Regions from separate parts of the Homo sapiens genome. Here region 2 is linked to region 1. A link is an interaction called in ENCODE POLR2A ChIA-PET data of the cell type or tissue named here. Cell type or tissue: B cell. All regions are shown on one strand. Links, peaks and the distances in the headings refer to the core of each region. The heading gives the core; the rest is flanking DNA. Region 1 overlaps EPS15 (epidermal growth factor receptor pathway substrate 15). Region 2 overlaps LOC105378719 (a long non-coding RNA gene).

Region 1 (15,381 bases), core at 3,952-11,951:
TTAAATTCACACTACAGTTCAAAGAGTTCCTTGGTCAGCTTATGAACAGACTCATCTGAAATTCAATGTTTGAAGGATCGACTGGGTGCAGTGGCTCACACCAGTAATCTCAGCACTTTGGGAGGCTGAGGCAGGAGGACTGCTTGAACCCAAGAGTTTGAGACCAGCCTGGGCATCACAGTGAGACCTCGTCTTTACAAATAATTTAAAAATTGGCCAGGTGTGGTGGCACATGCCTGTAGTCCCAGCTACTTGGGAGGCTGAGGTGGGAGAACTGCCTCAGCCCAGGCAGTTGTGGCTGCGGTGAGCTGTGACTCTGTGACTGTACTCAAGTCTGGTTAACAGACTGAGACCCTGTCTCAAAAAAGAAAAAAAAGGTTTGAAGGATCAAGTTTGCCTCCATATGAATGTGTAAGAGTGTTCTGGGATCAGGATGGGAATCCAGGAAGGCTTCATGGGGTGACATCAGAGCAGGAACTTGAGGTATGGGGAAGATGGGGAGAGGGTGATTCTACACAGAGATAGCAGTATGCACAAAGGCATGCGATCAACAGAAAACTCAGTTATGTCTAAAAAGAACAGCAAGAAGTTCTGAACGATAAGAGGGATAGGGAGATAAGATTATAAAATTTTGTAGAAGACAACTTATGAAGGGTTTCATCTGCCATTGTAGAGTAAAAAAAAATGAAGTCGCCCAGGCTGGAGTACAGTGGCGTGGCACGATCTAGGCTCACTGCAACCTCCGCCTCCCAGGTTCAAGTGATTCTCCTGCCTCAGCCTCCCAAGTAGCAGCATTACAGGCGTGCACCACCATGCCTGGCTAATTTTTGTATTTTTAGTAGAGATGGGGTTTCGCCATGTTGTCTAGGCTGGTCTCGAACTCCTGATCTCAAGTGATCCACCCGTTGTGGCTTCCCAAAGTGCTGGGATTACAAGCATGAGCCACCACACCCGGCCTTAGGAAGTAATTTTAATGGTCTGGTTGAGGGGCTGAACATTGACAATGGCAGAAGAGAAGGGTATGGCTTGAAAAAAAGTTTGTAACATAGATTTGACAGGACTTATTAAGTGGGTGAGGGGGAAGGAAAGCATAATTTTAAAAATACATAAAATGTGTACACACACACACAGTAGTTTCCCCTTATCCACAGTTTCACTTTCCACAGTTTTAGTTACCCTCAGTTGCTCGCCGTCAGAGTATTAAATGAAAAATTCCAGAAATAAACATTTCATAACTTTTAAATTGTAAACCATTCCAAGTAGCATGATGAAATCTCATGCCATCCCACCCAGGACGTGAATCCCTTTGTCCAGGGCATCTACTCTGTATATGGTACCTGCCCATTAGTCACTTAGTAGCCGACTCAGTTATCAGGCTGACAGATCACAAAAAGGATGAGTATAATACAATAAGATATGTTGAGAGAGAGAGAAACCACATTCACATAAATTTTATTACAGCATATTGTTATAATTGTACTATTTCACTATTAGTTTTGTTGTTAATCTTACTGTGCCTAATTTATAAATTAAACTTTATCACAGGTATGACATACACACAGATATATATATTCGAACTCAAGACTGCAAGTGTGTGTGTGTGTGTGTGTGTGTGTGTGTGTGTGTGTGTGTCTCATACTGGTTCAGTTTTTCTGGAGAACCCTAATACATCCAGTCTCAGAGAGGTTACCTCTCCAGGCCTTTAAAAGGCAGAGTCAGCCAGGCACGGTGGCATGTGCCTGTAATCCCAGCACTTTGGGAGGCCAAGGTGGGCGGATCACGAGGTCAGGAGATCAAGACCATCTTGGCCAACATGGTGAAAGCCCGTCTCTACAAAAATACAAAAAATTAGCTGGACAGGGTGGTGCATGCCTATAATCCCAGCTACGTGGAAGGCTGAGGCAGGGGAATTGCTTGAACCCGGGAGGTGGAGGTTGCAGTGAGCTGAAATCACGCCACTGCACTCCAGCCTAGCAAAAGAGCAAGACTCCACCTAAAAAAAAAAAAGGCAGAGTCAGACGGATGTGGTGGTTCATGCCTGTAATCCCAGGAGGGGATTTGGGAAGCTATTGGGGGAGGATTGCTTCAATCTAAGAGTTTGAGATCAGCCTGGGCAATGTAGAGAAACACCATCTCCACCAAAAATGCAAAAATTAGCCGGGCATAGTGGCATGCATCTATAGTGTCAGCTACTCAGGAGGCTGAGGCAGGAGGATTGGTTGAGCCACGGAGGTCAAAGCTACAGTGACCTGTGATTGTGCCACTGCACTCTAGCCTGGGCAACAGAGTGAGACCCTGTCTCTCAAAAAAAAGTCAGAGTCAGGACTTAGGTGTCCTGCTCCCAGCTCTGTGTTGCTTCCCATATGCCCTGGTATGCCCAGGAAAATCTTGATTTACCGTCATTGTCCCAGCATCCCATTCAGCTTAACATATGTCTCCGATTTCCCATTTTTAAAAAGAAACTATTATTGGGCCAGGTGTAGTCGCTCGCGCCTGTAATCTCAGCACTTTGGGAGGCCGAGGCAGGAGGACTGCTTGAAACCAGGAGTTTGAGACCAATCTAGGCAACACAGCGAGATCTTGTCTCCATTTAAAAAAATTTTTTAAATAAAAAATTAAATTAAATTTTAAATTTTAAAAAAACTATTATCAATCATTATATCAAAATACACTAAAACCAGAATGGATTTTGTATCTCTACTGTGTATATCTAGTTTCTGGCCAAGTTATCAACTAGTAGTCTATAAGTGCTTTCACCACATAAACAAGTGATGAAATCTGGAAGAGAACTAGTGATAATTCCATCTTTCTTGTTCTGATTCTTTACAGATTCAACAAAACAACTTCTTTGCAAGGGGAGTGCATAGACTTACTGAAAAGTATCCTCAGACTTAAGCAACCATGGGCAATTAACTCTGTATGGTCTTGCAAAATATTAGGAGAAATATTTGACACTGGTGCTCCTGTTGGTTACCTGGTATGCCAGGCAGTGCAGTGGCATGTACAGTGACCACAAGACACACTAGGCCACCAGCTGGCTATGTCAGTGGGAAATTGCAGGTTGGGTGCAAATGAAGTATGTGCAAAGTCAATAGTATGAAAACTCTTAGATGGTTTTGTCATTTATTGTATTGTACAAGTCTACAACTGTTTATTTATTTTGTTGTTTGGTAACCATTTTATTATTTCATAAGCCTTTTCAGGAGCAATGAGCTATAAAGACATCACTGTATCCAATAAAAACTAAGCTCTAAATTTTCATTTCTCCAGAAAATAGATGGGCAGACAATTTGCAGAGAACCACTGAGGCAGTTTCTATTTATCATGGAGCTCTAGTGACATCACTATTAATGAGTCAGCTTCAAACGTCAACATTTATAAATGTTTTCATATTCCCACTGTTAAATTTTTAAGGATAAGACTGATACTGAATACAATAAAATAGTGCAACAGAGCAATATGTGTATTCTCCTTGCAACCTGTCATCGGACTTCCGAGGCTAGTACTTTCAAAAAACTACTTTATAAATCCAATCAATGTCTCAATAGTGAGTCTTTTTAAAAATAAGTCCTCTAGAAATTGGTTGCATACTGTTCAAAATCAGTTGGAAACCTTTAATCAAAAGTAAAGTTTAGTGAGCTGGGCATGATGGCGCACACCTGTAGTCCCAGCTATTTGGGAGGCTGGGATGGGAGGATCACTTGAGCCCAGGAATTCATGACCAACCTGGGCAACACAGTGAGACATCATCTCCTTAAAAAAACAAACAAACAAACAAAAACAAGTTTAATGAATAAAGCTCCAGAAAACCTTCAGCTTTTGAAGCTTTTAGCAAATACCAATTATTATCAACAAAGTTTGCCAAGACACTGAAATATATCCTTCAAAAGCAAGGAAGAACCGAACAAATTAAATGAGAGTTCAAATAGTACACGAGATTTCATTTTGAAATTTTATCATTATATTTTGGAATGAATTTTAGAAGTTCCATCGAGGGTCTTTTTTTTGAGATGGAGTTCGCTCTTGTCGCCCAGGGTGGAGTGCAATGGCACTATCTTGGCCCACTGCAACCTCTGCCTCCCAGGTTCAAGCGATTCTCATGCCTCAGCCTCCCAAGTAGCTGGGATTACAGGTGCCCGCCACCACATCCAGCTAATTTTTGTATTTTTAGTAGAGATGGGGTTTCGCCATGTTGGCCAGGTTGGTCTTGAACTACTGACCTCAGGTGATCCACCCACCTCAGCCTCCCAAAGTGCTGGGATTACAGGTGTGAGCCACCATGCGCAGTCGAGTCTTTCTATTTTTAAGTAGGTGAAAGAAAATTACAGGCCAGGCACAGTGGCTCATGCCTGTAATCTCAACACTTTGGGAGGCCAAGGCGGGTGGATCACCTGAGGTCAGGAGTTCGAGACCAGCCTGGCCAATATGGCAACACCTCGTCTCTACTAAAAATACAAAAAAAAAAAAATAGCTGGACATGGTGGCGGGCACCTGTAATCCCAGCTACTAGGAAGGCTGAGGCAGCAGAATTGCTTTAAGCCAGGAGGCAGAGGTTGCAGTGAGCTGAGACTGTGCCATTGCACTCCAGCCTGGGCTACAAGAGCGAGACTGCATCTCAAAAAAAAAAAAAAAAAAAAAATTAGAGAAGGCCTACAATTTTGCAACACTTAAATCTGGTGGAACATATAAAATAATCATAAATAGGGACAACTTATTTGTATCAAAGACAGTACCTTGTGACTAGATTGGACAATATAGGGAGATCCTGTCTCTATAAAAAATGAAAAGTAAAAACAGAGATTACCTTTAATACAGGCAAAAGGACACTGCCTGTGAAAATACTGAGACTGATATATTTATAATTTTCTTTTCTTTTTTTTCTTTTTTGAGACAGAGTTTTGCTCTTGTTACCCAGGCTGGAGTACAGTGGCATGATCTCCACTCACTGCAACCTCTGCCTCCCAGGGTCAAGTGATTCTCCTCCCTCAGCCTCCCGCCACCACACCTGGCTAATTTTTGTGTGTGTGTGTGTGTATTTTTAGTAGAGACGGGGGCTTCATCACGTTGGCCAGGCTAGTCTTGAACTCCTGACCTCAGGTGATCCATCTGCCTCGGCCTCCGAAAATGCTGGGATTACAGGCATAAGCCACTGCGCCCAGCCTATAATTTTCAATAAGAAAAAAATTAGAATTAAGAATATTCTCCATCTAGCAAAATTTTTCCTGAGCTAACTGGGGACAGCAGCACATATAAAGTATGTTAGCAACTAAAAACATTATTGGTTATAGTGAAGCATCAACTGTAGAAGTTAACAACCACAAGTATAAAATGTAACTCTGCAAAATACTGCAATTTTATGAAAAAATTAAAACTAGTAAAACCAGATGGAAAATCATATTCAGAAAAGTATCAGTGACACAGTATTAGTGACAGATTTGACCGAGAAACTGATAAAAATATTTATTACCAAAAATAGTTTGTTTTTAAATATTCAACTGAAGTCCATGTTAAAAACTTTGTTATAATGTACAACAAAATGTTTTAGAAATTGTTTTTGAAAACAGACTTTAAATGGAGCTATTTTATTGATCTACTAATGCAATAAAAACTATTTTAATGGTTGAAAAAAGTAAATATTCCAAAAATATATAGAATTTTAAATATTTGTAGTACCCCCTTTCATTCTCAAAAATGTACCAGTTTGAATGAAAAATTATATAGTCATCTACTTAGTTATGACAACAGTATAAATACTTTGCCAAAGACAGCAAATTAAATATGTTCCCTCAATAATAAAAAGTTAATTTTAATTGGATTTTTTGAATACAGGGAAAAAAAACCTCATACACAGTAAGAAATCCTGATCTCCAACCTGTGCCTTAATAATCCTCACATTACAGGTTCATTGGTTACTACCTAAACACATAGGAGAAGATATTAGCTCACCAAAGTGTTCTAAAGTACACCCTGTGCTGATAACTACACTAATGTGATACAGCTAAGTGAGAATGGAAAAAGCCATCCAAAGTGCCAAGTCACTCATCAAGCAAGATGATCAAAGAGTGTTTCTGGTGTGTCTCAGTAAAATTGGCTTTTGTTGTTATTGTCGGACTATGAACATGATCACTTTTTAGGCAGGGAAAAAAAAATCACATATAATGAATGAACAGAGGAAAAAATTGAAAGGCATAGCTTATTAAATGGTAACAATGATTATCTCTGGATAGCAAGATCATAAATGATTTTTACATTCTTCTTCATACTACTCTGCAGTCTCTGGAAACTCTGAGAATAAACACATCCTAATTATATAATAAGAATGAAACAATAAGGCTATTTTCAATCTAGAGAAAAATATAAAAATCCCCAAATGTGATCAGTATATAAAACTGCATATGAATTTTTAACAATCAAATTAATTTCTAAAGGAAAACTTTAACTCCAACTGTCAAAATCAAAATCTGACCTTTTACAATTCTGTTATTACAATTTAAAAGCAATTATATATTCATTACCTATATCATAAATTCTTACCAGCTGTCACAAAGTTAAATATTCATAAATGTCAGAATTCTTTTGAAAGAGTCCATTGCTATTTCTTACTAGTCTGAAAAATGTAAAGTACCTGTAAACAAGAGATGCTAGAAAGCCAATAAAGTTTTGTAAAAAAAAAAAAAAAAAAAAAAAACTCAGACTTTGTATCAGAAAGGTATTCAAAGCCCATTCTACTACTTCTTAGGTATGATCTTTAGTAGCTTATTTTACCTCCTTGAAAAGCCTGTTTCCTGATCTGGTTGGTTTTGAGACAGGATCCCACTCAGTCCTGGCTGAAGTGCAGTGATACAATCACACTGCTGCCTCAAACCTCTGAGCTTAAACAATCTTCCCAAGTAGCTGGAATTATAGGCATGAGCCACTACACCCAGCCTCTCCTCCTTTCTTTAGTAATAGTACCCCTAAGCTTTACATACACACACCTAGCTAAAACCTACATTTCCCAACCTCTCTTGCAATTTCAGTTATTCATCAATGGAATGATAAAAGAAATGTGTCCAACTCCGAGGATGTGCATCTAAAGAGAAAGGAAATGCCTTCTGACTCCTAACCCTTCTCATAGCTGGCTAGAATACAGATATAGTGACAGAATCTAGAGAAGCTATCTTGGATTGCGACGGAAAACATGGGAAAAATACAGCAACACGAGAAAAAAAGCCTGAGTCCCTGACACCATCATGAAGCTCCTACAGCACTCTACACCACCTACCCCACTTGGATTGTTACTTGTTACTTGAAATTTGTGATTTTGGTTTAAACCAATATCCTAACTAATGTAAAAAAAAAAAACAAAACAAAAGGAGGAACTGCTATTTTTGTTAAGGAAAAAATATGTTATTATAATTACATATATAGCTATAGAAATGTAAATATAATAAACTTTACTAAGAAAAAAATTTTTACAAAGTATAGCCTAGTATACCATATATATATATATATATATGTATGTATGTATGTATGTATTTTTTTTTTTTTGGAGATGGCGTCTCCCTCCGTCACCCAGGTTAGAGTGCAATCACGTGATCTCGGCTCACTGCAATCTCCGCCTCCCGGGTTCCAGCAATTCTCCAGCCTTAGCCTCCCAAGTAGCTGGGACTACAGGTGCACACCACCACGCCAGACTATTTTATTTTTAGTAGAGACAGGGTTTCACCATGTTTTGCAGGCTGGTCTCAAACTCCTGGCCTCAGGTGACTAGTACAGCATCTTAAGGTGTTTAGGTGGTATTATAATTCCCAGTCGTCTGTTTCCCTCTTGTATACACAGAGTATATAGCCTCTCTCTCTTTAAGAGTAGTATTAATATCCCTGCCTGTTGCCATGTGACTTGTGGTGTCTCTCCGTGGGTGTTCCAAGGGTGGGTTTGGCCATATAACTTGTTTTGGCCACTGAATCTGGGAGAAAGTTCCAGTTCCAAGTAGAAGCTTCAACAGCTATTGTGTGTTTCTGACAGGTCTTACTGTTTTCTCTCTACCAAGAGAACAATATGTCACAAATAGGGACTGCTCCTCCAGCCCGGATCCTCAAATGAGAAAGAATCACAGAGCAGAACCATAGCTGATTCCTAGGAAGCCTATAACGTGAAAAACAAATAAACCCTTCTTATTGTAAGCTACTCATATTTTGGCTTGTTTCTTAGTGCAGCATAATCTAGCAAATGTTAACACATAAGTAAATCAACACCAAAGTGTATCAAGTAGTAATAAAAAAGATCCCAGTTACTAAGGAAATTTATAGGTTAATAATTAAATGTCAAGAATTGTCTCATATGGAATTTCTGGTGTCATTTTTAGGGGAGGGTTATGTGGGAGGAGATATTAGAGTACATGACTTTGAGAGTACAAGATTCTCTAACACACAAAATAAACTGAAATTTTAAATGATTTAGTCTTATTATAAATGGTTACAGTACAATGTGGAAGGCCAGGCATGGTGGCTCACACCTATAATCCCAGCACTCTGGGCGGCCAAAGCGGGCAAATCACGAGGTCAGGAGTTCAAGACCAGCCTGACCATCATGGTGAAACCCCATCTCTACTAAAAATACAAAAAATTAGCTGGGCGTGGTGGCGGGTGCCTGTAATCCCAGCTACTCGGGAGGCTGAGGCAGGAGAATCGCTTGAACCCGGGAGGCAGAGGTTGCAGTGAGCCGAGATCATGCCATTGCACTCCCGCCTGGGCAACAGTGCGAGACTCCATCTCAAAAAAAAAAAAAAAAAAAAACAGAAGTGAAAGTAAAATAAAGAGACAACCTCTAAAACATAATGCCAATCTTTTCTCAGTTAATCACAAGGTCAGATACTAGGGAGTCGTCAGTAAATAAATTAATAAAATGGAGAGGGGAGTGGGTATGATTATAGAGGGTAACACAAAGGATCTTTGTGACAGAGCAAGTCTTTATTTTGATTACGCTTACAGTTACATGAACCCACACATAATAAAACTGCATATGGATAGAACTATATATGCAAACACACTAATGAGTATCTATAAAACCGGCAAAATTTAAATAAGGTCTGTGGGTTATACCAATGTCAATTTCCTGTTTTTGCTATTGCTGTAGTTATGTAAGATGTTACAATTAGGGAAAATTGGATGAAGGGTGCATAGAGCCTCTCGGTACTACTTTTTGCAACTTCCCATGAAAAGGCAGTATTGAAGACCAATGTGAAGTAGAGAGAAGGTGGCAAATCAGGCAGTAAGAACACTGTGCGATGGCAAATCAGGGCCAGGTAGTAAAAGGAAGACAATGGAATAGATTTTATCCCTTCAAATAAACCACTCTTTTTAGTTTTGCTCTTTAAAAAATTTTTTAGTCTCTTAATGCACACAATTTTCTGTAATTTGCCATAAAATTATTTCTGACATATTAACACATAAAAATTCAACTACTTAGAATTCCACCTTCTATTACTCCATTTTCAAGAGGGCTGAGAAATCAGAATGGGGACTAGCCACCACAGCCTTTCAACTCCCACCTCAACCACCACCACCACCCTTTAAAGATAGAATAGCAACTCCTAAGGCCAAAGTACTAAATGAATACACCAAGAGTCTATGTTTTTATACACATAGGTTTATAGTTTGCAAGACAGAACATTTAGAAGCTTTTGATAGGCTATCCATATCTAGAAAAGGCTTGTATATTTTACAATGTAAAAGAAAACAGGATGAAAACTAAGAGTAAACAGAAGAATGAAAAATAGTAAGGAGCAATAGTGATTAACAGCAATCCAAAGTGACAAGGAAAATAGAAACCGGAAGCTGTTTGCTTATTACAGAAGCTAGTAATAAGAGAAATTTGAGAAAGGAGAACAACTCTAAAGCTAGGGTGGAGGGCGTGGTGGGGCAGAGAAAGGCAAATCACCTGGGCAGTCCTCACCTTTAGAACTGGAGAGGGTGGGGAGTCAAGGAAACACAAGCAGCCACTTGAGCAGTTCCCTTACAGAATGCACAGTGCACATATTCCTCAGCTCTGTAATTCCCAACTCATTTAATTTTTTTTTTTTTTTTTTTTTGAGACAGAGTGTTGCCCAGTCTGTTGCCCAGGCTGGAGTGCAGTGGCACAATCTCCACTCACCGCAGCCTCCACCTCCGGGGCTCAAGTGATTCTTCCCTCAGCCTCCTAAGCAGATGGGACCACACCCAGCTAATTTTTGTATTTTTTGTAGAGATGGGTTTTCACCATGTTGCCTAGGCTGGTCTCAAACTCCTGGATTTAAGTGATCCACCTGCCTCGGCCTCCCAAAGTGCTGAGATTACAGGCATGAGCCGCTGTGCCTGGCCCTCATTTAATAATTTAATAGACATAAACTGGATGCTTTCTAGGTACAAGACAATAGGTTAAGGTGTCTGGAGTTAAAATAATCAGATAGGGCTCCTGCCTTCAAGGGCTTAAATTCTAGTAAAAATTGTAATGCTACCTTCTGCAAACACGCTAACATCTCATGTTTGTTCCATAACAAAACATTACAAATTGACTTAGCAGGCAAAGACCTAGGAATACTGTAAATACAGTATTCTAAAGAAAGTTTTCAAAATCCAGATAAAAAAATATATTTGCTCTGGAGATTCACTTCTTTCAAAAATGAAAGAAGAAAGGGACTTTAGAATAGACAAAAGAATTTCAAAGAGATAGTACAGAAAATACTACTGAAAAACGATGGATGTAAAGACCATATCACCAACTCAAACCAGTAATGGGCCAGTTTTTAATTGAATACAACTCAATTTGATCAAAAATCTAGGTGACATAGAGACAGAATGAAAGCAAAGTATAGCTTGGGTCTTTCATCAGAAGACTTAGTGAGCCCTATATACATCATTCTAGGTAGGCCAAAAAAACAAACAAACAAACAAAAAAAACAGATCAGTGGAAGAAGCATGATCTTTAAGCATGAATGACTAATATACGAATTTATAAAAATCCTCTCACCTCCTTTGTAGCCCCTCAAATGGCAGCTGTCAGGTTTTAACGACCTGCCTATCTCAGGTTTTAGAAATGTGAATAAACTCCTCTTTGCTCACCAGCAGCTTGTCCACATTACACTATTTAACTTCTTGTTTTAAAAAACAAAAACAACAGCCGGGCGCGGTGGCTCACGCCTGTAATCCCAGCACTTTGGGAGGCCAAGGCGGGCGGATCACAAGATCAGGAGTTCGAGACCATCCTGCCTAACACAGTGAAACCCCGTCTCTACTAAAAATACAAAAAAAAGGCCAGGCACAGTGGCTCACGCCTGTAATCCCAGCACTTTGGGAGGCCAAGGCGGGCGAATCATGAGGTCAGGAGATTGAAACCATCCTGGCTAACATGGTGAAACCCCATCTCTACTAAAAATACAAAAAATTAGCCAGACGTGGTGGTGGGCGCCTGTAGTCCCAGCTACTCGGGAGGCTGAGGCAGGAGAATGGCGTGAACCCGGGAGGCGGAGCTTGCAGTGAGCCAAGATCGCGCCACTGCACTCCAGCCTGGATGACAGAGCGAGACTCCATCCTCCAAAAAAATAAAAATTAGCCAGGCGTGGTGGTGGGCGCCTGTAGTCCCAGCTACTCTGGAGGCTGAGGCAGGAGAATGGCATGAACTCAGGAGGCGGAGCTTGCAGTGAGCCGAGATCGCACCACTGCACTCCAGCCTGGGCGACAGAGCAAGACTCAGTCTCAAATTAAATAAATAAATAAATAAATAAATAAATAAATAAATAAATAAATAAATAAAAATAAAGCTCTATTCTTTTGAGGCTCTTAACTTTCTTTTTTTGGGGGGTGGATGGGAGGACAGAGTCTCCCTCTGTCGCCCAGGCTGGAGTGCAATGGCACGATCTCGGCTCACTGCAACCTCCGCCTTCTGGGTTCAAGCGATTCTCCTGCCTCAGCCTCCCGAGTAGCTGGGATTACAGGCGTCACGCCTGGCTAATTTTTGTATTTTTTTTAGTAGAGACGGGGTTTTACTATGTTGGCCAGGCTGGTCATGAACTCCTGACCTCAGGTGATCCACCAGCCTCGGCCTCCCAAAGTGCTGGGATTACAGGCATGAGCCACGGTGCCCAGCTGAGGCTCTTAACTTTCAACTAAATTACTCTCTCCTCTTCCTTTTCATGTTAACTTTCAAGCTCCTGGTCTCTACCTCATTTACCTAAGGCTTTGATGGCTCACTGTCATCTTCTCTACCCCAACCCTACATCAAATTTAGTAATTTCAATTATCAATTTGCACAACCCATCCACAGCCTGGCTTCTTACTTCCTTGATCTCTTTAACTTCAAGAACCTCTCCAAAACACAGGATCAACAGTGAACACATATATTATGTCCCAGTCACCCTCCTTGTCCCATAGTAAAATCCTTCCTTGCCCTTCTATCTTCAACCAAAAGTGCTCCACCTCCTTAATCACTATTTCAAGCACCTTGTCCTCCAACCACAACCTCTTCTTCCAGATTATAATCCTTTGACCTCTATAAAACCTCTTATCCATGGGCCCAATAGACTTTGATCCCTCAGGCCCTCTCTATTTTACTTTCTCTTCCACCTTATTCAGTTTAGATTCTACAATTCATCATTTCAATAATTCTCCTGCCAATAACCTAAATTCCCTTGCTCCTCTTGTCTTATGACACCAATATAGCAAAATCCCAAACCTGAATGAAACCATCTAAAAACTTTTCTTTGATGCTGCAGCTGAGAAAGTCACTCAACAAGGTAGACCACTATTATAAATTCATGATCACTGTATCAGTTCACAAGGGCCATAACAAAGTACCATAAACTAGATGGCTCAGAACAGAAACTTACTGTCTCACAATCTGGAAGCCAGAAGGCATTAGGGAAGGATCTGTTCCAGGCCTCTCTCCTACTCTTGGTAGTTCTTTGGCTTGTGGCAGCCTACCTCCAATCTTCCCATGCCATTCTCCCTGTATGTCTGCGTTCAAATTTCCCTTTTTATAAGGATGCCAGTCATACTGGATCTGTGCCCCACTCTACTTCATATAACCTTAGCTAATTATATCTGCATCAATGTTATATCCAAGTAAGGTCACATTCTCCAGTACTGGCAAATTTTGAAGGGACACAATTCAACTCATAACAATCAGTAACCTCAATTCTTTCTGGCAAACCTACTTTTAAACTCATTCTCCACAGCAACTATGTCAGGGCAGAAATGTAACCTTAGTGGGACCTATTAGAAAGGGGTCCACTGGACTTGTAATTATAAAGTATGCAAGCCTGAAGCTTTATAATCATCTTAGTTCTACAACAGAATAATTTGCCTTAGAATGGAGCCAAGGTACAAAAAAAGAAAAACTAAGTAGTGACATCACTGTGACCCTGACACACCAGAAGCCAGGTCTACTAATGGACCTACCATTTATATAAACTAATGTTTTCTGCTTAAGACTGTTAGAATTGATGTTTCCTGTCACATGCAAACAAAAAGGTTCTGATATGAGAATGGATAAAACTGACAAAGTGAGTTTTATTTATTTTTATTTTTATTTTTTTTTTTGCTGGCAAGTATGTAGAGTAAGAGTTTTACAGTTCTTGACTGGTTTTGGGAACCATACAGAATACCAGTCAAGAAATATAAAAGAATAACCAAAGAATATAAATCAATAGAAATCTTTGGTGTTTTAATTCTTTTTATACTATAGACCTAACATTTTAAGAAATATGCCCATACAAATTTTTCAAAAAAATCAAGTGTAATTTAAAACAAACACCATTTCCTAAATAAATCAATTTCTTAAAGTGAACTAAGAAAACATATATTTTCAGCATATTTATTACTTGTTCCATTCCTTATTTCCAAACAGCAAAGAATTTGGCAAAAAAAAAACCTCTCCTTAATTATTTAAACAATAATGACAGTAATAACTTATAAAGTGGGAGAGATGGCAAGCCCTCAGGGTTTACTGCTGCCACCCAATTGGGTGGGATGATTAATAACCCAGAAATAACAGCTTTGATTAGTGAAAGGTGACATGGACTAGTCCAAGGTAAATAAACATGCCAATATTTATACAAACAAATGAAGAACAGCTTAGGCAAGGAGAAAAATATAAGCTCTGCACAAATGAGACCAAAAAATTTTTTCAATCAGTAATCAAATGTTGCTTTTTAAAATGGCAAGTTAAACTGTAAAGTATGAATTTAAATAGCACATTTTAAAATCATATACACAGTGTTTCACAGCTTCATAACAAATAACATACATTGAATCTCATTAAGCATTTCCTATACTCCAAGTACTAGTCTAGGCACTTACACATTAAGCCCATTTAACCTGAGGCACATACTATTATACCCATTTAACAAATGAGGAAAATAAGACATTAACTGAGTAACTGACTCAAAGTTACACACCTAGTTAAGTGTTGGTAACAGGATTAAAATCCAAGAAGTCTGATTCCAGGACTTTCACTCTTAATCATTAAGTTTGTTGCCTTTATAATCAATGTTACTATTATTTTCCCCATTATCGTACTAAGCTCTTTCATATGAATTGTAACATTTGAACTTGATAACACTCAGAGAAGTATACCATATTCCCCCAATTCTAAGAAACCTTTAGTTGTAAGTGCCACCTTCCATTTAACAAAAGCATTACCAAAATGAATAGATAATTTAAAAGCATACTTTTTATTCACCTACAATTGCATACATTTATTCATCATTTTCCCCTAGTATCATAAACAAACATTAAGTCAAAGCTTTCTTCACATTCAAAATCTGAAGATTCTTCTGAATTGCTTTCGGCAATTATGCCCAGAATCAGACAGACTTGCTGCTTCATATAATTTAGGCCTCACTTCTAACACTGATCTCTTCAGTATAAAGAAATATTTTAAAATACTGCAGTTTTCTGTTACATTTCCTTTTTTCTATTTTTTTAAACTGTTAATTTTTAAAATTCACTCCATTATAGTCAGAACTTGAGTAACAGTCACTGGATAACATATCAACTTCTCATTTAGCTTTTAAAATTCTACAATGTTCTCCAAGAGTTTAACAATTACTACTATCTAATGTCTACTATGTGACATATGACAGTGGACACTTCGATTCTGAGTTCTAGAATTTTTTTCAGTGCCCTGTACCCTGAATGGTGCTTGACACATAGAAGATAATAAATATTTTATAAGTGAACAAAAATGAAAGAATGAAATGAGTAACTGAATAACAAGAAATCTTCTGCATTCTGCATACAGAAAAAAGCTATTCAATGTTACATATAGAATATTTTTTAGAAGACACTTAGGAGTTCAAATTTAAGTTAAAATTCAACTTCATGTAGTTCTACAAATGCAACTCAACTGAAGTAATCATTTGAT
Region 2 (15,381 bases), core at 3,801-11,800, 110 kb after region 1:
CCAGCCTGACCAACATGGTGAAACCCCGTCTCTACTAAAAATACAAAATTAGCCAGGTGTGGTGGATCACACCTGTAATACTAGCTACTTGAGAGGCTGAGGCAGGAGAATCACTTGAACCCAGGAGGTGGAGGTTGCAGCGAGCCGAGAGCACGCCACTGCACTCCAGCCTAGGCGAGAAGAGTGAAACTCTTGTCGCAAAAAAAAAAAAAAAAAAAGACCAGCCTGACCAACATGGTGAAACCCCATCCCTACTAAAAATACAAAAATTAGCCAGGCATGGTGGCATGTGCCTGTAATCCCAGCTATTCAGGAGGCTGAGGCAGGAGAATTGCTTGAACCCGGGAGGCGGAGGTTGCAGTGAGCTGAGATCGTGCCACTGCACTCCATCCTGGGTGACAGAGCGAGACTCCATCTCAAAAAAGAAAAAAAAAATCCAATATCTATTTATTAAGGTCCTCCTATATGCCAGGCACTGGGCTAGGACTGAAGATACAGTGGAGAACAAGACTGGCAAGTCTCCTGCTCCCATGGAGCTACCTTTCCAGTAGGGGACACAGAGTCTCATAAAGGAAGCAATAAAACAAGGCAATGACTTAGAGAGAGATGGAGAAAGCTTTCATGCTGGGAGAGGAAAGGGGGTCAGGGAGGTCCTCCTTGAGGTGACACTTTGGTTGCCATGTATTCATCTGGGGCAAGTGTTCCAAGAAGAGGCAACAAGTGCAAAGGCTCTGAGAAGGAGGATGAGTTTGTCACATTTGAGCATCAGAAAGAAAGCCAATGTGGCTTAAGCACAGTGAGGAAGGAGGTGAGGCTGGAGAAAGGATGGAGTCAAGACTTCTCATGATATAAGCCATGGGTAGGATTTATAACTGGTGTAGTGGGAAGCCTTTAAAGGGAGTGACATAATCAGAATTATATTTTTAAAAGGTCACTTTAGCTGCTGTGTGCTAAGTTGGGATGTCGGTGTATAATCAATCGGGATGTCAAGTACACAGTTAAAATATATTAACCTGCATCAATCAGAGTCCTATGGAATATATGTGTGTATATATATATATATGTGTGTGTGTGTGTGTGTGTGTGTGTGTGTGTGTGTATATACACACACACACAAAGGATAGATTGTATATATATATATACACACACACATATATATATACACACAATATAATCCCACAGAAGAGGTCTTGGCTACAAATATAAATTTGGAGGTATATAAGTGGTATTTTAAGCCACATAGCTAGATGAGATCTTTAAGAGAGAGGAGCAATTGGCCAAGAACCATGCATGCCAAGTACCCAGAACTGACGAAGAGAACCCGAGCCCTGAGAGTTGGGCAGAGAAAATGGAAGCAGCAAGGAAAACAATGACTGGCTCTAAAAATAAGAGCCTCCTTTAGAATTCTAGGTTGTTTGCCCATTGGCAGGGTGGTCTTCTCTTAAAGGGAGTGTCAAAATTGCAATTCAACTAATATTTACTAATCACCTACTATGTGCAGGGTGCTATGCCAAGTTCTGAGGAAACAAAAACAGATAGGACCCAATCCTTGCTCTCCAGGAATTCTCAGGCCAGTTAGGGACATGGACCTTTAGGCAACTAATTTAGGATGAAAGAAGCCTGGTTTTGGTGCCCTAATAAATGCAAGAACAGCAAAAGCACAGAGGCAGAGAGATGTACCAGATATTGTGAAATGACTTTACTTGTATCACCTCATAGAGTTCTCTCAATATAAACAACTATTGTTTTCCTCATTTTACAGAAGAAGGAACTGAGTCTCTAAGATGGAGGATATACAACTGACAAGTAGTAAAGTCAAGATACACAGCCAGGTCTGTCTGACTTCAGAGACCAAGTGCTTAATCACTCTTTCATTTTGTGATGGTCTGATAGAGCTGGAACATAAGGTTCCTGGGAAGATGGAGCATCCAGAGAACAAGGCAGAGGGAGATAAAGAGAAAAGGGGGAACAGGGCCGAATTGGCCCAGGCCTTGAATGCCAACTGGAGGAGTTTGGATTTAGTTCCTCTGGGCCAGAGTTTTTCAATATCAGCACTATTGACATTTGGGGCCAGATAATTCTGTGTGTGGTGGTAGTGGGGTGGGGGTAGAGGGCTGTCCGCTGTATTGTAGGATGCTTAGCAGTGTCTCTGGCTTTGACTCATCAGATGTAAGTAGCACTCCCCAACCCCTGACAGTTGTGACAACTAAAAATGTCTCCAGACATTACCAAATCTCTCCTGGTGTGTGTGTGTGTGTGCCCGCGCACACACATATGCTAATTCGACAACTAGTTGGGAATGGCTGCTCTAGGCACTAGTTGGGTGCAGTTTTAAAAGGAGTGTGACATGGGCTGGGCACGGTGGCTCACGCCTGTAATCCTAGCACTTTGGGAGGCTGAGGCAGGCAGATCACCTGAGGTCAGGAGTTCGAGACCAGCCTGGCCAACATGGCGAAACCCAGTCTCTATTAAGAATACAAAAATTAGCCGGGCATGGTGGCGCACCCCTGTAATCCCAGCTACTCAGGAGGCTGAGGCAGGAGAATCACTTGAACCCAGGAGACAGAGGTTGCAGTGAGCCAAGATCGTGCCATTGCACTCCAGCCTGGGCAACAGGTGAGACTCTGTCTCAAAAAAAAAAAAAAAAAAGTGTGACATGATGAACATTAGAACATTAGGAATGCTCCTTTAATACTAGCAACTTAGCTCAGCATGGTGCTGCATGACTGTAGTCCTAGCTGCTCAAGAGGATGAGGTTGGAAGATCACTTCAGCCCAGGAGGTCGAGGCTGCAGTGAGCTATGATTACACCACTGCACTCCAGGCTCAGTGACAGACTGAGACCTCATCTCTAAAACAAAAAACAAAACACCAATGACTTCTGTTATAACAAGCACTGTTATGTTCATAATGTGTTAGCCCTTGTGAGAAATTGTATTATGTTTAAATTCTGGTAAGCTGGAATCGCTTGTACTATTTTGGTTACATTCCCATGGAGTCTGTTCATTTTCTGTGAAAGGATAGATTGAGTTTACCATGTGCTCCTCAAGGGCAGTGAGCACAGTGGCTTCTTTGTTTTTATATTCTAAGTCCCTAGCACAGTGAATGTTAAATGAATAGATGAATTTTAAAAAAATTATTATATACATATTTATATTACTTTTTAGAATATCATGCTTAGATCAGAGATTTGTCATAAGTCTAATATGTAGTAAAAAATAAGCATCTTTATTTGTAAGCAACAATATCTGTTTTAATCTTTTGATCCAAAAATTCTACAAGCTGATAAAATGTGTAGACTTTATTTTCAGTTCTATTTTTCAGATGAAAAAAATCCATGTGATATTTGCAGCATCCACAGGGTTTTATTCAATCTGTAAGAATATATTATTAATTATTCACTTGTCTTAGTCCATTTGTGCTACTATAACAAAGTACCTAAGACTGGGAAATTTATAAAGAACAGAAATTTATTTCTCACAGTTCTGGAGGCTGGGACGTCCAAGATCAAGGTGTCAACTCCTCTCTGAAAGCTGTCTGCTTCCAAGGTGGTGCCTCTTGCTGTGTCCTCACCTGGAAGAAGGAGGCAAAAAGGGATGGACATTGTGTCTTCACATGGCAGAATAGATGGAAGGACCAGGCTGCTCTCTGAAGCTTCTTTTATAAGGGCATTATTCCTGCCTATTAGAGCAGGGCCCTTATGGCTTAATCACCTCCCAAAGGCCCCATTTCATCTCAAAACCATCACCTTGGTGTTTTAAGTTCCAACATATGAATTTTGGAGGGACACTTACATTCAAACCGTAGCACCACTATATAAAGCACTTTGGGTTAACTCAATGTGATTTAATTCAATAACTATGGAGCTACCCCTATGAACCTAGCACTAAGAGAGATATAAAAGCACAGTAGTTATCCTCTAGATATGTCTAATGAAAGAGATGTCAGGCTTAGAGGGTATGCCTCCTTGTTCTGTCTCTTACCAACTGCGTGATCCTGAGTTCATTGAGGCCATATCATGATTTTTGTGGGCTCTAGGCACTTTTGCCCTTATGGACCCCTTCTTCCATAAAAAAGCATTTAAAGATATATTTATGACTGCATCAGCATAAAGACAAACACAAAACAGGCTGGATTCATTATTATATATTCATTATTATTATGTTCTTTTTTTCTTCTGGTTTTAAAAGAAATTAAAATTAAAACATGTTTTCTTAGGCTCCTGTAAGTATTATGGGCCCTAAGCACTGTGCCTACTGTGCCTAATGGGTAAGTCAGCTTTGGGGCCAAGTATTAACCTCATCTAGTTCTCATTTCCCTCTTTGTAAAATTTTGGTCTTGAAGGGTTATTATAAGGATTACTTGAGGTACTTAGAAGTTGCATAACATCAGAAACCAAGTCCGATTTGTTTTCCACAGTGTAACTAGAGCACTTGGCACAGAATAAGAACTCAATAAGATGAATGTGAAATTACTAACATAGTGTCAGGGTATAGTAAACACTTGATAAATATCAGATTTAGTTCACGAGACCTCCCAGGGAACAGTTCAGGACATACATAATAGATATCAGAAAGCTGTTGTGGATGGTACAGACCCTGAATGTCACAGGAATTCAGATCAGGAAGGATTATGTGGATCGGTTGGTTAGCATGCTTTTTAATTTTTTATTTGTTCAGTGCATCCATCCCACTTAACTGCAGCTGTAACACTGTCATTAGCAGTGTAGGTAGGAAAAGGATGTGTTCAAAACCATCAATTCTATACTCCAGCCTGGTATATTTACATATGCAGGGAGTTGTACCAGCATTGCCCTGTAGCTCCAAATCCTCTGCAGATTTAATTACAAAGCTACAAAGTGAGTGCATAAATTATGCACTAAGGCCCATGTTTGGGAAATTACTGTGTAGTCCTGGGAATTAGATAGGAGATTAGATCTTTGTAATTGATATACTTCCACTTAAGGGTTGAAACCCTGCAGATCAGTGAGAACTTTGGTCTAAAGACAGTTTGTCTGTGGTTCTGCAGGGCTAGCTGGACATTTAAACTCCAAACACTAGCTATTGGGAGGCAAAGAACTTTGCAGTTATCCAATCCTGCTCAGGTCTCCCTCTTCAGCTTCATCTCCCCCATGGGTTCACTTGTCCCATCACATCTGGAAGATGCACAGTAAATATTACCAAGCCTTTTGCCTTTACCTATACTGTTCTCTTTGATGGAATATTCTTCCCCTCTTCATTCTGGGAAACCCCAAAGAGAGTGCCTGTTTCTAGTAGCTACTCTACAAGCATTAGTTTCTTCTCCCTGAGTAAGAAGGCAAAGGTTTCATGTCAGTAAGCTCAGCTCAAATACTTTTCCTTGTGAAAGCCCTTCTTACCTTCCTAGGAAGAAGAAAAGAAAAGAAATGCACCTGTATTGGACACCAATTAAGTACAAGCACTTTGCTGGGTCCTTTGCATTTATCATCTTGTTTAATCCTCAGGGCAATTTTGTGCAGAAGGTATTCTTATCCTTAGTACCTAGGTCAAGAACTTGCTGTCTAAATGGTTAAGTAACTTTGCCAAAATCTCTCTGCTAGTCAACAGCAGAGGTGGAAATGGAATCCCGTCTGCCTGGCTGTCTCCCTCAGGCCAGTCAATTGTTCCATTCTTGGGGTTCTTTTTTTTTTTTTTTTTTTTGAGACGGAGTCTCACTCTTTCACCCAGGTAGGACTGCAGTGGCGCGATCTCGGCTCACTGCAAGCTCCGCCTTCTGGGTTCACGCCATTCTCCTGCCTCAGCCTCCCGAGTAGCTGGGACTACAGGCACCCACCACTGTGCCCAGCTAATGTTTTGTATTTTTAGTAGAGACGGGGTTTCACCGTGGTCTCGATCTCCTGACCTCGTGATCCGCCCGCCGCGGCCTCCCAAAGTGCTGGGATTACAGGCGTGAGCCACCGCGCCCAGCCAGGGCTCTTAAAATTCTTCCATCCTGCCTCTACCCTAACACATGTCTCACTGTATGGTAATTTATTCGTATACTTTCATAATCCGTCTCGTTCATGAAACATTTTTTTTTAATTTTTTTTTTTTTTTTTTTTTGAGACTGGGTCTTACTTTGTTGCCCAGGCTGGAGTGCTGTGGCACAATCACAGCCCTTTGGAACCCTGACCTCCTGGGCTCAAGGGATCCTCCCACCTCGGCCTCCCTGGTAGCTGAGACTACAGACACAAGTCACCACACCCAGCTGATTAAAAAAAAATTTTTTTTTGTAGAGACGAGGAGTGGGGCGGGGAGATGTCTCACTATATTGCCCTAGTTGGTCTCAAACTCCTGGGCTCAAGGGATTCTCCCGCCTCTGCCTCCCAAACTGGTGGGATTACAGGCATGAGCTACTGTACCCAGCCAACTAAACTCTTGAATCAGAGAGCAAATCTTACTTCTTTCTGTATCCTTAATGCCTGGCACAAGGACTAGCATGCAGTGGGTGCTCAAAATATGTTGATGGAATAAGGTAAATAATAACAAAACACTAGGGCTGGGGTGGTGGCTCACACGTGCAATCCCAGCACTTTGGGAGGCCAAGGCAGGAGGATCACTTGAGCTTAGGAGTTCAGTGTCAGCCTGAGAAACATGGTGAAACCCTTTCTTGGCAAAAAATACAAAAATTAGCCGGGCATGATGGCGTGCACCTGTAGTCCCAGTTATAGGGTGGTTGAAGTGGGAGAATCACTTAAGCTCAGGAGGTTGAGGCTGCAGTGAGCCATGATCGTGCCACTGTACTCCAGCCTGGGCAACAGAGTGAGACCCTGTCTCAAAACAAAAACAAAAAAAACACTTTGCAGTTTGCAAACCATTTTCAAATATATGATTTCACTTAAGTATGAATAAGCATAAGATAAAGTTCCTGCTTTTGTTAACTAGCAATATAATCAAGAAAACAAGTTATGTGCTGGTGAAACAAAAATTCACAAAACAGTATCAGGAATAACAGTATTGTATACAGATAAAGTAAATTTACTGAGGCCAAAGCGAATGAGAACTGAGAACAAGATTTTTAGATTTGGAGAGAAAACGATCTTACAGCTCTATTTAGGGAACTGGATGGGACATTTTAAGTACCTTATGCTATTTCATCCTCACAAAAACCCAGTGAGGTTCATGATACTGCCTCTCTTTCCTAGAAAGTGGACAAAATCTTAAATAGGTTTAAGTGATTTGCCCTAAGTCACACAGCTGGGTTATGGCAGAGCCTATTCTATGTTCTGGTCTCTAAGAGTCCTCTTCTTTTTTTATTGTAGTTGTATTATTCTGCGCCAATATTTTAGGAGATACTAGTAGTTAATATATTTCTCTTTATAGGCAATAAAAACATTTCAGCCGGGGTCTTCTGGCTAAGCCCTGTGGTGTATGTAGTAGAAAAAGTATGTGTCTTGGTTTGGGTTGGAGTGCAGGCAAATTATTTAGGATATGATATCAGTAAACCCGGGTAGGAGTTGGGTAGTAAGACAGAAGTGAAGATAGTCAATAATGTATACATTATTAAGCTAGTTACCATAGTGGGCAATTGGACCTCAGTTATGCTGTGGAACTCTGGGAGACAGTGCAGGGCACATTCAAGGTATCCCAATGGAGGGGTGAGAAAATTGGGGTATTATTCAACTCCCTATACATCATTGGTTCTGATAACATTAAGTCTCCGAAACTCCCAGCTTGCTCTGTGCACAGGCCAAGCATGTTCCCTGGTCAGAAAGAAAGAAAGAAAACCAAAATCTTCAGGCAGTGAGCTGCGTGTGTTCCCTATAATAGCCTTCAGTGTCTAGAAGTGAATGCCAGGAAAATATGGACAGGAAACCAATAGCATCTGCTACAGAATGTAATGGGACGCAAATACTGCCTCTACCACTTCATTTTACATTTAAAAAAATTCATTAGGGCTGGGTGCGGTGGCTCACGCCTGTAATCCCAGCACTTTGGGAGACCGAGGTGGGTGGATCACCTGAGGTCAGGAGTGCAAGGCCAGCCTGACCAACATGATGAAACCCCGTCTCTACTAAAAATACAAAAATCAGCCAGGCATGGTGGTGGGCGCCTGTAATCCCAGCTGCTCGGGAGGCTGAGGCAGGAGAATCACTTGAACCCGGGAGGCGGAGGTTGCAGTAAGCCAAGATCCCACCATTATACTCCCGCCTGGGTGACAGAGTGAGACTCTGTCTCAAAGAAAAAAAAAATTCATTAGGTATTTATTGTAAGTCCATCATACACTAAAGGGATTAGCAAACTGGTTTTGAAGACCAAATATGGCTAGCTTCATGGTTTCTTTGTTTGTTTTTGAGATGGAGTCTCGCTCTTTCTCCCAGGCAGGAGTACAATGGTGCGATCTTGGCTCACTGCAACCTCGGCCTCCCGGGTCCAAGTGATTCTCCTGCCTCAGCCTCCCAAGTAGCTGGGATTACAGGCGCCTGCCACCACACCTGGCTGATTTTTTGTTTTTAGTAGACACGGGGTTTCACATGTTGGTCAGGCTAATCTTGAACTCCTGACCTCAGGTGATCCACCCGCCTCAGCCTCCCAAAGTGCTGGGATTACAGGCGTGAGCCACCGCACCTGGCCTAGCTTCATGTTTTTATAAATAAAGTTTTATTGGAACACAGCCATGCCCATTCACTTATGCTTTTGCCCTACTACATGGCAGAGTTGGGTGTTTCTGATAAAGAACATCTGGCCCTCAAAGCCTAAAATATTTTACTATCTGACATTTTATAGAAAATGTTTGCCAACCCCTGAGTTAGGTATTTGGGATACTGAGATGAATAAGATTATTCCCCTGTCCTTAAAGCGTTTACAATCTAATGAACAAGACAAATGTGCAAGCCAATAAAGGCAGGAAATTATTACAAGTGCTACAAGAGCCATTTAAATAAGGGAACTGGGATTTCTAACTAGCTGGAGAGATAAATCAAGAAAATCAGCCAGGAGCAGTGGCTCACACCTGCAATCCCAGCACTTAGGGAGGCAGAGGCAGGAGGATAGCTTGAGTCCAGGAATTTGAGACCAGCCTGGGCAACATAGTGAGACCCCATTCCAAAAAACAAGAAGATAAAAAAGAAAATCTTCATAGAAGAGATGACAGACACTTTAATGGAGTCCTGAAAGATGAGTAGGTATTTTCCAGACATAGAGGAGTAAAGACATTCAACACAGAGAAGACAGAAATAGCAGAAATGTCCCAAGGATCAATAATGGCATGAATTTAGGGAACTGGTATCATATTTGGAGGTGGGAAGATAAATGACACAAAAAATAAGTCTGGAAGTAAGGAATTAAATTTTATCTTTTCCTTAGAAATATGATTGGCTCTCAGCCGGGCACAGTGACTCAGGCTTGTAATCCCAGCACTTTGGGAGGCTGAGGTGGACGGATCACAAGGTCAGGAGTCCGAGACCAGCCTGGCCAACATAGTGAAACGCTGTCTCCACTAAAAATACAAAAATTAGCTGGGCGTGGTGGCAGGCGCCTGTAATCCCAGCTACTCAGGAGGGTAGACAGGAGAATTGCTTGAACCTGGGAGGTGGAGGTTGCAGTGAGCCAAGATCAGGCCACTGTACAGAGCTAGACTCCGTCTCAAAAGAAAGAAACAAAGAAAGAGAGCGAGAGAGAGAGAGAGAGAAAGAAAAAAGAAAAGGAAGGAAAGAAAGGAAAGAAAGAAAGAAATATGACCGGCTCTCACAGTCAGTGTGGAGGCTAGGTTTAAGGTAGCAATAGTGGAGTGGATAACGCCAAGCTACTGTAGCAATCCAAGCATTAAATGGTGCAGGTTTGAGACCAGTTAGTAGCAGTGGACATGGAAAGGAAAGGCTGTGTGATTCCAGTGCAGGCTGGTTTAGGCGCCCCTCTTTGCCCAGAGCACCTTTATCCCTGGCTTGGCATGTGTTGCCGTGTGTGGCAACACAGACTCTGAGATCCTTGAGGACAGGAACTATGTAAGACTGATCTCTGTATCTTCAGCACTATCTTTAGCACTTCAGGATTCAGCATAGAATTGCTGTTTACTGAAGGCCACTTGCTTGGAAAAATGTAGTGAATTAATATACTGCAAATTTATGGCTGTGATGATTTGTCTTTAAGTTATGGGGACCTAGGTGGATATAGAATGAGGAAGAGGGCATGAGAATTCTGCAAGACTTCTGGTTGGCACAGAAGGCTGTTGCAATCTGACAGGATGTCCCTGTTTGAACAATAATGCTGCTTATTTCAGCTCTTTAAGGAGGCAGGCACATGATTATAAATGGCAAATGCCTGGCAAATTCAGAGCTGACATAATTACCTGGTGGTACTTTTTTAAAATATATTTTTTATCCTTTACAAAATGGCTTTTTAAGTAGTTACAAGTACAATGTCTGTTACTTGTAGAAAATTTGGAAAACATGCCGGGCGCGGTGGCTCACGCCTGTAATCTCAGCACTTTGGGAGGCCAAGGCGGGCAGATCACGAGGTCAGGAGATCGAGACTAGCCTGGCTAACACGGTGAAACCCGGTCTCTCCTAAAAATACAAAAAAAATTAGCCGGGCATGGTGGCGGGCGCCTGTAGTCCCAGCTACTCGGGAGGCTGAGGCAGGAGAATGGCGTGAACCCGGGAGGCGGAGCTTGCAGTGAGCCGAGATCGCGCCACTGCACTCCAGCCTGGGCGACAGAGTGAGACTCCATCTCAAAAAAAAAGAAAAAAAGAAAAAATTTGGAAAACACAAAAGTATAAAGAAAAAACATAAAACCAACCATAATCCCACAAACTGACTACAGATGTTTTTCTTTTCTTTTCTTTTTCTTTTTTTTTTTTTTTTTGAGACAGAGTCATGCTCTGTCAGTGAGGCTGGAGTGCAGTGGCACGATCTCAGCACTGCAACCTCCCTCTCCTGGATTCAAGTGATTCTCCTGCCTCATCCTCCTGAGTAGCTGGGATCACAAGTGTGCACCACCACACCCAGCTAATTTTTGTACTTTTAGTAGAGATGGGGTTTCACCATGTTGGCCAGGCTGATCTCAAACTCCTGACCTCAAGTGATCTGCCCGGCTCAGCCTCCCAAAGAGCTAGGATTACAGGCGTGAGCCACCACACTTGGCCTACAGATGTTTTTCTGTAGTATATCTATGTAATCTTCTGGGTAGATAGGTATATTTTTTATAAAATTGGAATCATACTGTGTGTGTATATATGCACACAACTTTCCATCCTCCCAGCTCTCTTATTCCCACTAAGTCTCTCTTTAACCTCAAAGGAGATCCAATTCAATCTCTTGGCTTCTTCCTCCTAATCTATTCTCCTTTCCTGCCATAATCAGCCTAGATCTCATCAGCTATGTCTATCTGTTAGCAGCAGTGAATCCATACGGGTTTGCAGCAAGCTCAATTCTCACCTCCTTGGAGGAAAGAATTTGGCCAAGGGGCATATGGCACAGTGAGAGACTGACTGAAGTTTTAGAGCAGGAATGAAAGTTTATTAAAAAATTTTAGAGGAGGAACGAAAGGAAGTACACTTGGAAGAGGGCCAAGTGGATGACTTGAGAAATCCAAGTGCCCCATCTGACCCCTGACTTGGGGTTTTATACATTGGCATGGTTCCAGGACTTGCATCTCTCCTCTCTTGATTTTCCTTGGGGCAGGCTGTCCGCATGCACACTGGCCTGCCAGCACTTGGGCGGGCCGCATACACTGTATTTACTGAAGTTGTGCATATGCTCATTTAAGGCGTTTTTCCCTTACCAGTCTAGTGTTCCTAGAGGAAGGTCATATACAAGTTAAACTCCACCATTTTGCCTCTTAGTGTGCATGCTTGAGCCCACTCATCCAACTCCTGAGATCTTCTCAGGAAGCTGCTGATCATCAGCCTCAAGTGTCTTCTGTCTGTTGGGAGACTGCCTTTCCCTGGCACCAGCTGCGACCAATTATTATTTTATTTAATTAATTATTTTTTGAGACGGAGTCTCACTCTGTCACCCAGACTAGAGTGCAGTGGTGCAATCTCAGCTCACTGCAAGCTCTGACTCCTGGGTTCAAGTGATTCTCTTGCCTCAGCCTCCCCAGTAGCTGGGATTACAGGAGTGTGCCACCATGCCCAGCTAATTTTTTTTTTTTTTATTTTTAGTAGAGAAAGGGTTTCACCATGTTGGCCTGGCTGGTCTGAAACTCCTGACCTCAAGGAGTGATCCACCCACCTCAGCCTCCCAAAATGCTAGGATTACAGGCATGAGCCACCACAACTGGCCTTCAATGATTATTTTAGAGAGATAGTTTAACAATCTCCTGACCATCATCTGATGGTCACCTGACATTCCTGGATTGGGGGGGGGGGCTTTCCTGCCCTGCTCTTGTCCGCCTAACTACCTACTCTAACATATAGGCTAACCAGCTACTCTCAACTTCTTCCTTCCTCCACCTACCTTATAAATCTCTCTCACCTTGGATAATTCCAGTGATGCACCTCCTGTGTTCCTAGACACAGGCTGCTGAGAATTGCTGGGGGAAAAAAAAAATCCCTCAACCATTCAAAACAAGATAAGCCAGTGCTACCAATAGTTTGTATGTTTAAACTCAGAGGGACCCTTATTGCTACTTCCATCCCTTTTTTTTTCACTTCACAGAGCCCTTCCCTCTTGCCTTTTACACTTCATCACCTTCTTAAAGTTCACTGTCTAATTCTATGACCTCCCCTTCCCCCTTCCTATCTGTTAATGACCTAATTCATATAGAAATAGAGTTCACCAAGGAGAATGCCTCTTAATTTCCTGCATTTGATCTTGAAGTATTTTCCGTAGGCCTTAGCTTTCTCAAGCCTCTCTCATTTTTCCCCATTCTAATTATTGATTCTTAATCTTTTTTCCTGGTTTCTCTTCTTTTTCCTCTTCTTTAAATTTTGCTGTCCTCTAGGGTTCCATCCTGAACCATACACTCTATCCACATTCCCTGATCTCAATGCTTCCTATGCCTTCAGCTACCTTCTCTCTCCTTTTTTTTTTTTTTTTTTAGAGATAGGGTGTCACTCTGTCGCCCAGGTTGGAGTGCAGTGGCACCATCAAGGCTCACTGCAGCCTCAACCACCTGGGCTCAAGAGCTCCTCCAATTTCAGCTTCCTGAGTAGTTGGAACTACAGGTATGTGCCACCATGCCTGGCTTTTTTTTTTTTTTTTGGTAGAGACAGGGTCTGGCTATGTTGCCCAGGCTGGTCTCAAACTCCTGGCTTGAAGTGATCCTCCTGCCTCATGCCTCAACCTCCCAAAGTGCTGGAATTATAGGCATGAACCACCACTCCTGGCCAGCTACCGCCTATGGATTAAAACTCAAATGTGTAATTCCAGCACTGGTTTATTTCTTGAGCTCCAAATTAGGATATCCACTTGCCGGCTGAATGTCTATTTTTTTTTTTTTTTTTAGACGGAGTTTTGCTCTTGTTGCCCAGGCTGGAGTGCAGTGGCGTGATCTCGGCTCACCACAACCTCCACCTCCTGGGTTCAAGCGATTCTCCTGCCTCAGTCTCCTGAGTAGCTGGGATTACAGGCATGTGCCACCACGCCCGGCTAATTTTTTGTGTCTTTAGTAGAGATGGGGTTTCACCATGTTGGCCAGGCTGGTCTTGAACTCCTGACCTCGTGATCTGCCTGCCTCGGCCTCCCAAAGTGCTGGGATTACAGGTGTGAGTCACCACTCCCGGCCCCACACATATATCTTACAATGTAGAATATTCTTGTCACAATACACTGTGGATGAACTCATTAAGGACGCTGTGAGATAATTGCTACCTGAATTAGAATGTGTAATTCACTGTGGAACATAGTAAAGGTAAGATTAGCTCTATCTGGGGGTGGGCACAGGTGTGGGTGTCCAAAGAAACTCTCAAAAAGGAACTGATATTTGTTGTTGTTGTTGTTGTTGTTGTTGTTGTTGTTGAGATGGAGTCTTGCTCTGTTGCCCCGGCTGGACTGCGGTGGCGCAATCTCTGCTCACTGCAACCTCTGCCTCCCAGGTTCAACAATTCTCCTGCCTCAGCCTCCTGAGTAGCTGGGATTATAGGCGTGCACCACCATGCCCAGCTAATTTTGTATTTTTGGTAGAGACGGGGTTTCACCTTGTTGGCCAGGCTGGTTTTGAACTCCTAACCTTAATTCAGATCATCTTCACAAACATTCAACATGGGCTGCTATGCCCCAGGCAGTATTGTTATATTGGAGATAGAGAGGTGAATAAGTCACTGACCTCAATGAGATTTTAGCTGGAGAAGCTACTTTTTCCTTGACTATCATTTATTCAAGAAAGTGGCTTGGGAGAATTAGCTCCCTAATCTCTATGAGCTCCTCTCAGCCAACCCAAATAAGTACAAAGCGTAAGTAAAAATGGTTTCTGGCAATCCAGCTTCCCTAGCCTTCCCTGACCCTTTTATTCAGATTGCCTGCTGCTGCTAAGCAGATTGCCTGCGGCTTTGTGTTCCATGTTGTCTACGTGAGGCACTGTGCTAAGCTTGTGGATGCACATATGACTGAGTCCTCAAAGAACCCAAGAGATAGGAGAACCAGGCACTCAATGAGTAGATGCAATAGGTTGTCCCAGACACTGTTACATGTTTGTTCAGGGTGTAGATGGGGCTGTAAAGAATGAAAGGTCACTTCCATCTGTGAAGGAGGGTGTTTGTAAAATGTTTAAAGCCCGAGGTAGCTGAGATGTGGGTCTCCAAGGGGACACTGGAAGGAGAAGACAAAAGATCAGTTCATTCCTCTTTTCTTTCCTTAGAACACTTACAGAACCTAAATCTCCTAAAATATTTTCTCTCCCTTTCTCAACTCTCTTTTGCCTGAAAATCATAGCTTTTCCTAAACTTGATGTTTCACTTTCTTGCTCTGTAGCTAGTGGAAAGGGTGAAAAAAAAAAAAACAGGACTGTGAACAAAACAGGCTATGCCTTATTTTGCTTCTACCAAATATAAGCATGATCTTGTTTCCTCTACACCCAGCAAAGGACAGTCAATGTCTTGTAGGTTTCTGTGTTTTTCCTTAATAAAACAACACTGTAGGAATGTTGTTTTATTTGATGCTCGACAAATACCAATTAAGAAACATGACAACAATAACAGCAATAACAAAAAGCAGTTGGTGTGAAGTTTAGGAAGAGAAGACAGCAAACCAACAACAACAGAATGCATTATGAAGTAATTTGTACCTACACTCTTGGCTGTGAAAAGTTGGAAATAATTTTTGCTAGAAACTAAGGGAAAAAATTAATGGTCTAAACAGCTGTGTAAAGGAAGGAAACTTCCTATGGAGAAACACAAGCCATTCTTGTTCTTCCTTTTTAAAAACAAAACAGGCCAGGCACAGTGGCTCACACCTGTAATCCCACACTCTGGAAGGTCAAGGGG

The links. ChIA-PET counts read pairs that join two places held together with the same protein. Peaks named below come from ENCODE experiments on the same cell type or tissue, not always from the same donor. Only the 100,000 strongest peaks of a DNase experiment are listed, where the experiment ranks them.
Region 2: POLR2A ChIA-PET joins it to region 1 with 11 read pairs; 4 of 35 experiments call an interaction of 5 or more read pairs at or near these places.

What each region holds. Positions count from the first base shown.
Region 1 is chr1:51,481,809-51,497,189 of GRCh38, forward strand. The region is part of intron 1 of EPS15 (epidermal growth factor receptor pathway substrate 15); the gene reads right to left. Among named protein-coding and RNA genes, the nearest start is that of EPS15-AS1, 29 kb to the right of the region's middle. In B cell, for the core only: no CTCF peak of the experiment used is centred there; DNase peaks (open chromatin) are centred at 6,819, 8,933 and 9,883; H3K4me3 peaks cover 2,130 bases; H3K27ac peaks cover 4,270 bases.
Region 2 is chr1:51,596,362-51,611,742 of GRCh38, forward strand. It overlaps LOC105378719 (a long non-coding RNA gene), which reads right to left. Exons shown (of 3, transcript XR_947339.4): 3 at 14,622-14,707. It also overlaps a transcript of OSBPL9 not described here. Among named protein-coding and RNA genes, the nearest start is that of OSBPL9, 13 kb to the right of the region's middle. RefSeq lists a silencer at 11,773-11,955. In B cell, for the core only: no CTCF peak of the experiment used is centred there; no DNase peak of the experiment used is centred there.